2 separate regions of the Homo sapiens genome follow, and region 1 is linked to region 2. A link is an interaction called in ENCODE POLR2A ChIA-PET data of the cell type or tissue named here. Cell type or tissue: PC-3. All regions are shown on one strand. Links, peaks and the distances in the headings refer to the core of each region. The heading gives the core; the rest is flanking DNA.

What was found. ChIA-PET counts read pairs that join two places held together with the same protein. Peaks named below come from ENCODE experiments on the same cell type or tissue, not always from the same donor. Only the 100,000 strongest peaks of a DNase experiment are listed, where the experiment ranks them.
Region 1: POLR2A ChIA-PET joins it to region 2 with 6 read pairs; 1 of 35 experiments calls an interaction of 5 or more read pairs at or near these places.

What each region holds. Positions count from the first base shown.
Region 1 is chr1:52,157,442-52,162,824 of GRCh38, reverse strand. All of the region lies in intron 1 of ZFYVE9 (zinc finger FYVE-type containing 9), which reads right to left. It overlaps LOC107984956 (collagen alpha-2(I) chain-like), which reads right to left. Exons shown (of 5, transcript XM_047439476.1): 5 at 2,047-2,708. The coding sequence ends at 2,686. It also overlaps the pseudogene LOC100190934 and the pseudogene LOC724060. Among named protein-coding and RNA genes, the nearest start is that of ZFYVE9, 18 kb to the right of the region's middle. In PC-3, for the core only: no CTCF peak of the experiment used is centred there; a DNase peak (open chromatin) is centred at 3,244; H3K27ac peaks cover 384 bases.
Region 2 is chr1:51,972,514-51,977,896 of GRCh38, reverse strand. RAB3B (RAB3B, member RAS oncogene family) reads left to right here. Exons shown (of 5, transcript NM_002867.4): 2 at 780-1,007. The coding sequence starts at 780. It also overlaps the pseudogene RNA5SP48. Among named protein-coding and RNA genes, the nearest start is that of RAB3B, 15 kb to the left of the region's middle. In PC-3, for the core only: no CTCF peak of the experiment used is centred there; a DNase peak (open chromatin) is centred at 546; H3K27ac peaks cover 1,312 bases.

The sequences.
Region 1 (5,383 bases), core at 292-5,291, 180 kb before region 2:
TTGATCCAGATCCCACTCTTGATCCAGATACCACTCTCACAGGAGACGAAGTAGCTCATATACACCAGAATACTGGCAGTGAAGGAGCCGAAGTCATTCTCCAATGTCTAACCAGAGAAGACACACTGGCAGAAGGGCAAATCCAGATCCCAACACTTGCCTTAGAGTGTTTGGCCTTAGTTTGTACACAACAGACAGAGATCTTCGTGAAGTATGTTCTTGATATGGACCTTTGAATGGTGCCAATGTGGTTTACAACCAGCAAACTGGGCGATCTCAAGGATTTGCTTTTGTGCATTTTTAGGGAATAGATGACTCAAAGGAGGCTATGGTAAGGGCAAACAGAAAGGAGCTGGATGATAGAAGAAATTCGGGTGGATTATTCTATTACCAAGACAATGCGCACACCTATACCAGGCATCTATATGGGCAGAACTCATAGTGGTGGTGGCGGAGGTGGTGGCAAAGGCGGCAGTGGAGGTGGTCACAGACGTCGAGATTCTTACTATGATAGAGGATATCATCGTGGATATGACAGATATGAAGACTATGATTACCGGTACAGAAGATGATCACCTTCTCCTTATTATAGTCGATACAGATCACAATCAAGATCTCATTCCTGCAGCCCAAGACACTATTGATAATGAAATGGTTGCAATGAAGGACATTTTTTTCCTCTTTATTTTCTTTTTCCTCTCCTTTTTTTTTTTTAATTCTGGATGTCCCTAAGCTTCTGATTCTTCCTAGTCTTTAAGAAAAAAAAATTTTTGGTTTATTTAGTATCTACATTATACTCCTAAAGATGTAATTGTTGTCATTTTGAGTAAACATCTTGAGTATAAAAGCAACCCTAGTGTTATACTCCGTAAACTTTTTTTTTTTTTGCTTTTACTAACATAAACTCCTAGCTAATCAAATAAGAAATTACCTTTTTAAAGCTTCTTTTGTGTTAGATATTGTATTAGAGATCTGCATTTATGAAGAACTCCTTTTTAAACTTTCTTTTGAGGAAGACAGTAACACATAAATTAGTTCAGTCATGTCATGTTTGGGGTGGCATGGAACAGTCAAGTAGTTAGGTGCAGAAAGTTTGAAGCTATAAAAGAAAATACTTGGACATTTCTTTTGAAGAATGGAATTTTTGAGCCCTAAAAATTAAGTCATTTTTTAGAGATAAAAAGCTTGCAGACTCCTATGAAAGATGTATTTAAAATACATCTCTTAAAACTTTGGCTAGGCACAGTGGCTCACACCGGTAATCCTAGCACTTTGGGAGGCTGAGGCAGGCGGATTGCCTGAGCTCAAGAGTTCAAGACCAGCCTGGGCAACATAGCAAAACCCTGTCTCTACTAAAAATACAAAAAATTAGCTGGGCGTGGTAGTGCGTGCTTGCTGTCCCAGCTACTCAGGAGGCTGAGGCAGGAGAATCGCTTGAACCCAGGAGGCGGAGGTTGCAGTGAGCTGAGATTGCGCCACTGCACTCCAGCCTGGGTGATAGAGCAAGACTCTGTCTCCAAAAAAAAATAAAATAAAATACATCTGTCAAAACTTAAAAACTAAAGTGTGATTTCTTTGTTAAATTTATTGAAGTTTAAGTATTCCCTTAATCAGTGAAGGACAACCCTTATTTATTACCTAGAGCAACTATATAATTTGCTGTTAGAAATTTTGGTATTGGAACTATGGATAAGCAGGTTATCATATAGTATAGAATCCTTAGAAGATACATGTGGGGAAAAGTAGTCTCCTTTCAAATAAAAGTTAATTTATTTGAAAAAATAAAATAAAAAGACCCAAACTACTGAATTGTCTGTCACAGAAAATATCATCAGTAAACAGGCTAATGCAATCTCAAACTGCACTAGAAATGTCCAGAATAAGGAGAGTGGGGATTATCATGTTCTATGCTATACTGATCAACTGCATGGTTCATTTCAACCAACATTCCCTGGACACCTACTATGTGCCAGACCACACTGAAATATTGTTTTCAATTTCAGTTAATATTACATATTAACAAACAAAAACACATTCAAGAGAAAATAAGAAAAATGTCTAAAAGGTTTTTATTCATAAAGAATCAAAGCAACTTAGAAAAATGTCATCAAGGCCGGGCACAGTGGCTCACGCCTGTAATCCCAGCACTGCAGGAGGCCGACGCAGGCGGATCACGAGGTCAGGAGATCAACACCATCCTGGCTAACACGGTGCCCGACTCTATGGACTATTCCTTTGAATGTATTGGTAATGTGAAGGTCATGAGAGCAGCACTTGAGGCGTGTCACAAGGGCTGGGGCATCAGCGTGGTGGCTAGAGTAGCCGCTTCAGGTGAAGAAACTGCCACTCGTCCATTCCAGCTGGTAACAGGTCACACATAGAAAGGCACTGCCTTTGGAGGATGGAAGAATGTAGAAAGTGTCCCAAAGTTGGTGTCTGAATATATGTCCAAAAAGATAAAAGTTGATGAATTTGTGACTCACAATCTGTCTTTTGAGGAAATCAACAAAGCCTTTGAACTGATGCATTCTGGAAAGAGCATTCGAACTGTTGTAAAGATTTAATTGAAAAGAGAAAAATAAAGTCCATCCTGTCGTGATGCGATGGGAGCAGCTTAACAGGCAGGGAGAAGCGCCTCCAACCTCACAGCCTCGTAGAGCTTCACAGCTACTCCAGAGAATAGTGTTATGTGTGTAATTCATGAATCTCTATAATCAAGGACAAGGATAATTCAGTCATGAACCTGTTTTCTGGACGCTCCTTCACATGAATAATTGCTAGCTTATTAATGAATATTTTAACATAAAAGTAATTTCTACCAAAAAAAAAAGAAACCCCGACTCTACTAAAAATACAAAAAAATTAGCCGGGCATGGTGGCGGGTGCCTGTAGTCCCAGCTACTCAGGAGGCTGAGGCAGGAGAACAGCGTGAACCTGGGAGGCGGAGCTTGCAGTGAGCCGAGATCTCGCCACTGCACTCCAGCCTGGGTGACAGAGCGAGACTCCATCTCAAAAAAAAAAAGAAAAAGAAAAATGTCATCAAAATCATCCTAACAATAAACATTTGCTTATTACATGTTGCAGCCATGGAGGTATGTCGCTTATATCAACCTTTATGAAATAACTTTCCAATAAGCTTCTAGGTGCACAGTTAGCTGACAGCCTCCTACTGCAGTCCCTTCAGGATGCCCAGCTTTCAAGCTGAAGTCACACTCTTCCTGGGCAGCCCCACCCAATGACTACTCATAACATAGGCACTAAGGCCTGGCCACTTCTGTCCAATGCAGGACTCCTTTAATGAACAATTTTTGTTCAAGTCTTCACTGTGTTGTCTGAGACTCTGTCAGACCTGCATCGCACTCTGAGACTCTCCCTGACAATTGTGCCTCCTCTCCCTTTCCTTTCACGGAAGTCCTCTCCTACTTCATGTATCTCTTATAGTCCTGTCTCAGCAGCTGCTTCCTGAAGGACTCAAACTGGCACAGCTGGTACCAGAAATTGACTAAGAAAGCAGGAGCTAAGATGGGGCTTAGGAATTAGATAACTTACTGCCCAACTGACAATGAAGCTCTCATCCCAGGTGGTATGTGAGGCATGACAGGCCCTGGCACAAGCTGGTGGCCCAAGTGTTAACACGCAAGTTGTGACTTGGGAGAATGTTCCCAGAGAGGAACACTCAAACTGGTGTAAAGATTCAGATATTTGGGAAGGGGAACACAAAACATACAAGAATAGCCGGGCGCGGTGGCTCATGCCTGTAATCCCAGCAGTTTGGGAGGCCGAGGCGGGCGGATCACGAGGTCAGGAGATCGAGACCATCCTGGCCAACATGGTGAAACCCCGTCTCTACTAAAAATACAAAAAATTAGCCGGGCATGGTGGCAGGCGCCTGTAGTCCCAGCTGCTCAGGAGGCTGAGGCAGGAGAATGGCGTGAACCTGGGAGGCGGAGCTTACAGTGAGCCAAGATCGTGCCACTGCACTCCAACCTGGGTGACTCAGTTTCAAAAAAAAAAAAAAATACAAGAACAATAAAGTTGGCTAGCTGTTAGATTGCCCAGGCTCCCTAGAAAGGGCAGCTAACAAACAACTGAAAACTAAGCGTGAAGGTCAGAGGGCTCTTTGGTAGCTCACAAACAGGTCCTTATCACCTACGAAGGGAGGCAGTAAAAGATGAAGAACAAACTCAGGATGGCTACAGACCACTGCTTCACGGTGGCTGAATGCTCAGCCAAGGCAGGTTTGTTACGCCAAGGTCAGGATCCTGATTTGGAAAACCTAGAAGCCTGATAGACAGGTTACGGATAGATGGCTGCCCCCAAAGATTGTCATTTCCAAATCCTTTGAACTCTGAGTCTTCAGGGATGAGTTAGCACTCCCTGCTGCGCAGCAGCACACTTCAGAGGTCTGTCACCTGCAAGGCAACACAGGGGCTCCCTCAGGATCTGTCCCTATCTGCATTCCTAGATGCCATGATAATAGCTAGTGCTAACCCTGCCAAGGACATCTTGGACCTCATAAAGGAGAACAGAGACTATAATCCCCAAAAGAATGGCAAGAATTAGCCAGGGTACCAGCAGGACTGGCATAAACCACAGTGCTAGATTTTCAAGGTGCTTAAGCAAGCAGGAACATTAGACTGAGTAAGGTCAAGTTTACTGGTTGAGAAAGGGGCTGTCTCAGGATATGAGAATTAACACTGTGGCAGGGACCTGGGAGATGGCATAAACTTGCTGTCAGGGTGGCTCCTAGCAGCCTGGAGAAAATGATGGCCCAACCTAAGTCAGGCTGAAATGACTGAATTGACATAGCAGAGAGCAGAGGACAGGATTAAAAAGCTCAGGAAAGTGGGTATGATAGAGCTGTGTATACCATGTGAGGAGAGAAGACCATGCATCAAAGCTATCAGGAATATACTGGGGAGAGAGGCACCAGCATCACTAAGAAGTTCAGTGGTGGCGCTCCTCTAAAGGAAAGGCTCATTGATAGCAATAGGGGCCAGGTGGTGGCACTTAAACACCAGAAGCTAGTGAACTCTTACCATTATGATTCATGTTGAAAGACAGCCAATAAGACTTAACTTTCAGGGAGCTGTGGAGATAGTTAAGAGAATATGGTGCAGGCTGGGCAATGTGGCTCATTCCTGTAATCCCAGCACACTCTGGGAGGCTGAGGTGGGTGGATCACTTAAGGTCAGGAATTCAAGACCAGCCTGGCCAACATAGTGAAAACCCCCGTCTCTACTAAAAATACAAAAATTAGCCAGGTGTGGTGGTGGGCACCTGTCATCCCAACTGCTGGGGAGGCTGAGGCAGGAGAATCACTTGAACACGGGGAGGTGGAGGTTGCAGTGAGCTGAGACCACACCACTGCACTACAGCCTGG
Region 2 (5,383 bases), core at 62-5,061:
TAGTTGGTTATTTGTCAAATTGAACAGTTTGGACTTGATCTTTAGAGCTGTGGAAAGCCATGAAAGTTTCTATGTTTTATTTATTTTATTTTTTAGAGATGAGGTCTTGCTCTGCTACCCAGGCTGGCATTCAGTGGCATGATCATGGCTCCCTGCAGCGTCGAACTCCTGGGCTCAAGTGATCCTCCCACCTCAGCCTCCTGAGTCATAATAGTTTTTGAAGCAAGAGAATGATAGCCCTTTACTGAGTCTTTCCTTGGATGTGCATGTGTTTGCTGTTCTTGGCTTTTTTTTTCTTTCCCCAAAATAGCTCAGGAGCTGCTTCCTCCAGGAGCCTCTCCTTGATCACCGGGCCTCCAGGCTGAATGAGATGCTTCTCATGGACTTCCTCAGCCAGGACTCCTCTGTCTTATCACTTATCTACTGCTTTGTTACTCTGTGTTGACCCACCTTTTATTCTAGTTTTTGTCCACCTAGAGGTCAGGCACCATGTCTGACTCATGTTTGTAAGCCCCATGCCCAGCACAGGGCTTGCCCCAGATCAATGTGCTCAGTAAATATTTGCTGAAGGAATGAATGGGAGGAGCTGGGTTCCACCTCAGTGCTGAGACAACATTTGGGGCAGGTGTAGTGATGGGGTGATTCTGAGTAGTGTGCATTTCCTCAGTGGTGCTGGAGTAAGGAGTGAGTGTGTGAATGGTGGGGTGACCATTAGAAGGATGGTGACTCAGGGTGACACCGAAGGTCTGTTCCTGAGTGACTCTAGGTCTCTCTTGCAGATGGCTTCAGTGACAGATGGTAAAACTGGAGTCAAAGATGCCTCTGACCAGAATTTTGACTACATGTTTAAACTGCTTATCATTGGCAACAGCAGTGTTGGCAAGACCTCCTTCCTCTTCCGCTATGCTGATGACACGTTCACCCCAGCCTTCGTTAGCACCGTGGGCATCGACTTCAAGGTGAAGACAGTCTACCGTCACGAGAAGCGGGTGAAACTGCAGATCTGGGTGAGTCCCGGGAATCTTGGGCAGGATTTTCCTGAGAAGCGGCTGGCCTGCCAGTACAAGGGCTTAGAGGTGGGGCCAGCTTGGAACTTCTGGGCCTTACAGCATCAGGCATTAATGCTGTTTCAGGTGTGGCCCCTGGGCTACCCTCTGCTAGTTTTATACAAGTTTGCTCTCCTCCAGGGGTTCAGTTGCTTCTGCTGTTTAACTATCCAGGAGGTTTTATGTTGGCTTGTCTAAATGAGTGACCAAGAAACTGGGGCTTGGAGTTAGAGACTTGGGTTCAAATTCTGCTTCTACCACTTACTAGTCATGGAACTTGACTGAATTGCTTAACTTCTCTGGGGCACCCTTTCTCCTTTGGGGATTGTAATAGCATCTACATCATAAGGCTGTTGGGTCCTTAGGTCCTTGGCTTAGTTCCTGGAACATAGTAAATGCACACTAAATGTTAGCTAAGGTATCAGTTATCTACTGTCGTATAACAAATCACTTCATAAGTTCATAGTGCCAGACTGGGCAACATTGTGAGACCTCATCTCTCAAAAAAATAAAACAAATTAGCTGGGCATGGTGGTGGGCTCCTGTAGTCCCCATTACTTGGGAGGCTGAGGTGGAAGGATTGCTTGAGCCCAGGAGGTCGAGGCTGCAGTGAGCCATGATCATGCCACTGCACTCCAGCCTGTGCAACGGAGCGAGACTCCATCTCAAATAAATAAATAAATAAATAAATAAATAAATTGGTAGTGTCAAACAACAATAATAATTCATTATCTCATAGTTTCTGTGGATCAAACATTTGGGAGTGGTTGGGGCCTCTCATGAGGTGTAGCCAGATGTTGGCTTGGCTTGCAGTCATCTGAAACATACACTGGAGCTGGAGGATCTTTTTTTTTTTTTTAAGACGGAGTCTTGTCCTGTTGCCCAGGTTGGAGTGCAGTGACATGATCTCAGCTCACTGCAACTTCCGCCTCCCGGGTTCAAGCGATTCTCCTGCCTCAGCCTCCCGAGTAGCTGGGACTACAGGTGCCCGCCACCATGCCCAGTTAATTTTTGTATTTTTAGTAGAGATGGTGTTTCACCATGTTGGCCAGGCTGGTCTCGAACTCCTGACCTTGTGATCCGCCCACCTCGGCCTCCCAAAGTGCTGGGATTACAGGTGTGAGCCACCGCGCTTAGCCTGGGGCTGGAGGATCTTAAGACTGCACACTCACATGTCTGGTGCTAGCTGTTGGCAGAAGGCCTTACTTCGTTCCCATTTGGCCTCTTAGAGTGTCTTCACAGAGCTGCTGAAGTGTCTTTATTTGCATAGCAGCTGGCTTTTCCCAGAGTGAGAGATGTAAAAGGCCAGAGGAAGTGGCAATGTCTCTTATGAGTTAGCCTTAGCCTTACAGCGTTCTGTTGGTCACTGATTCAGCATGGGAGGAAACTACACAAAAGTGTGGATATTGGGAGGAAAGTATCACTGGGGACCATCTTGGAAGCTGGCTGCCACAGCTACTATTATTATTAGTATCTGCCAATAGTACTAATAAATTATGCACATATTTTAGATGATATAGCAACATGTAGATCATATAGTTTTCAAAAATGAATTAGTACCTGGATTGGAAATTTTGAAAATTTGTGATTTAAAGTATTTAAAACATGTATTATTATTATTTTATTTTATTTTTTTCGAGACAGAGTCTCACTCTGTCACCTGAGCTGGAGTGCAGTGGCACTATCTTGGCTCACTGCAATTTCCACCTCTTGGGTTCAATCGATTCTGTTGCTTCAGCCCCCCAAGTAGCTTCAATTATAGGCGTGTGCCACCACGCCTGGCTAATTTTTGTATTTTTAGTAAAGATGGGTTTTCACCATGTTCACCAGGCTGATCTTGAACTCCTGACCTCAGGTGATCCACCCGTGTTGGTTTCCCAAAGTGCTGGGATTACAGGCGTGAGCCACCACGCCCAGCCAAAACGTATGTTATTTATTATCTTTCTATTCTGCGTGTTAAATGTACATTAATACATTATGCATATATCTTATTGGGGCAGTCTGTATGTAGTACTTTTCTTTTTACAAATTATTTCCCATATACTATCTCACAATTAACACTATGAAGTAGGTACTACTTTAATACACTCCTGTTTTGCAGGATAAGAAACTCAGAGATTAGTTAACTTGCCTTAGGTCAACAACACTGCTATAAAGTGGGATTTCAACAAGATCTTCTGATTCAAAAGTATGTGCTCTTTTCTCTACACTGTGCATCTGAGGTATTATAGAGTTCATATTTCCCTTCATGATAATGTCAAATATTATATAGGGATAAAAGTTCATTTTGTTCATTTGCTCTCTATTAAAGGCATTGAGGAGTCAGAGATCATTAGAAATAGAAGAAGCTATACGGGTCGTCTAGTTCACTGATTCCCAGACCCATGGCATCAGCATCACCTTGGAATTTGTTAGAAATGCAAATTTTCAGGCCCACCTCAGAACTATTGAGTCAGAAACTCTGGTGGGTGAGTGACAACCATCTGTGCTATAACAAATTTTCCAGGTGGTTTTGTGGCTGGCTAACATTGTAGAACCACTTAGTTTAACTAGCTTGAGGTGAAAGTCAACATGCATTTACTAAAAGCACCTATTAGGTGCCAGGTGCTTTCACTTGTGTTATTTGATATCATCCTTACAGTTCCATGCACAGGGGGATGTGAGAGCACAGAATATTTGGGGCATGGTGAGCAATACAGTAAAACTGGATCAAGGTTGTGAAAGAGCAGAGAGTGGGTGCTGAGAGAAATTTGCTGGAGAGGCTATAGGTGGCAGATTGGGGGTCAAAGAGATCTTCCACAGCAAACAGAAAGTTCTTGTCATCGGTCAGAGGATTCATGCTTGATGATTCCTTAGGGAACTGAAGAAATTATTAGAGCTTACTTTTAATCTTTGAACATAAGATATTTTTTACTGATATTTACTATGTGGATTGACAGAAGTGTCTTTGTTTGACCCCCATATCAGATGGTCAGATAGCCTACACTCAAAAAATCTTGAGATAGGAGGAGGCATTGTGCCCTTCTGAGGGGTTGACAGTGGACTGACTCACTTCTTTGTTTATGTTCAGCCAATTGTGAGCTTTTGTGGTTTTCTTGTGCCTGGGTAAGTGGATTTATTGATTACATGGTCTAGTTTTAACTAAATGAAACCTCATAATGGATATGTGGCTTTTAAAGAGTCCTATAAAGAAACCTCTGATTGAAGACTATGCTAGAAGATTATAGTGAATCCAAGTGAGCATAAAGAAAATGGCTGAACTGGTGTTTTTCCAACTCCCAACACAAGTTCATTGTCAGCCACGTTTCGAGGTAAAATCAATGATAATCTAATTAGATACGACATAGTCAATCTCCCATCCAAGTACTAACCAGGCCCAACCCCTCTTAGCTTCCGAGATCAGATGAGATCGGGCGCGTTCAGGGTGGTATAGCCATAGATGACATGGTCAATCTCATTGCTTTTGCTGAAGGAAAATTAGCAAAGGGTTTTTATGTGTGTGTATGTGCTTTTATGCAGCAAAAATAAAGTTTTCTGGACTATTCATGAATACATTAGATTTTAAACATTTAAATATTGTTTATTTTAATTTTATATATTTTAATATCTTGTGTATAGAAGTAGACATATAGATATATAATCTAAAGAATACACATATACTGTGTGTGCTGTACCTACATTTTTCTTACTTAAAGGGATGTAAGTTGGAGACCACCACCATAGGCACTGGGGAGCCATAGAAGGGTTTAAACAAGTTAGATTTGCATTTTAGAAAAATTCCTGGCTTCAGTTTGAAGGGTGGATGGAAATGAGGCAAAGAAACCAGGGTTTTGGATCCAAACTCATCAAATTGTATACATTAAATAAGTGAATTTTTTTGTGTATCAATTATACCTCATAAAGGCTATCTAAAAATTAATAAACAAATATAGTAGTGACCAGCTATAAAAGAAAGGAAGCAAGCAAGCAAGCAAGGACTTGGGTAAATTATATGGGGCTGAACTAAGTGTATTATTCTGCTCTGGCTGCCATAACAAAATACAATTGAAATTAATTTTCTCACAGTCTGGAGACTGGAAGTCTAAGATCAAGGTGCCAGTAGGGTTGATGTCTGATGAGAGCTCTCCCCTCGGGCTGCCTTCCCACTCTGTGTTCTTGTGGCCTTTCCTTGGTGCATGGGCATGGGGGAGAGATAGTGCAAACTCTTTGGTGTCTCTTCTTATAATGATATGAATTCTGTTGGATCAGGAACTCACTCTTATGACATCATTTAACTTCGATTACTTCCTTTGAGGCCTCATCTCCAAATACAAGCACACTGAGGGATGAGCAACACT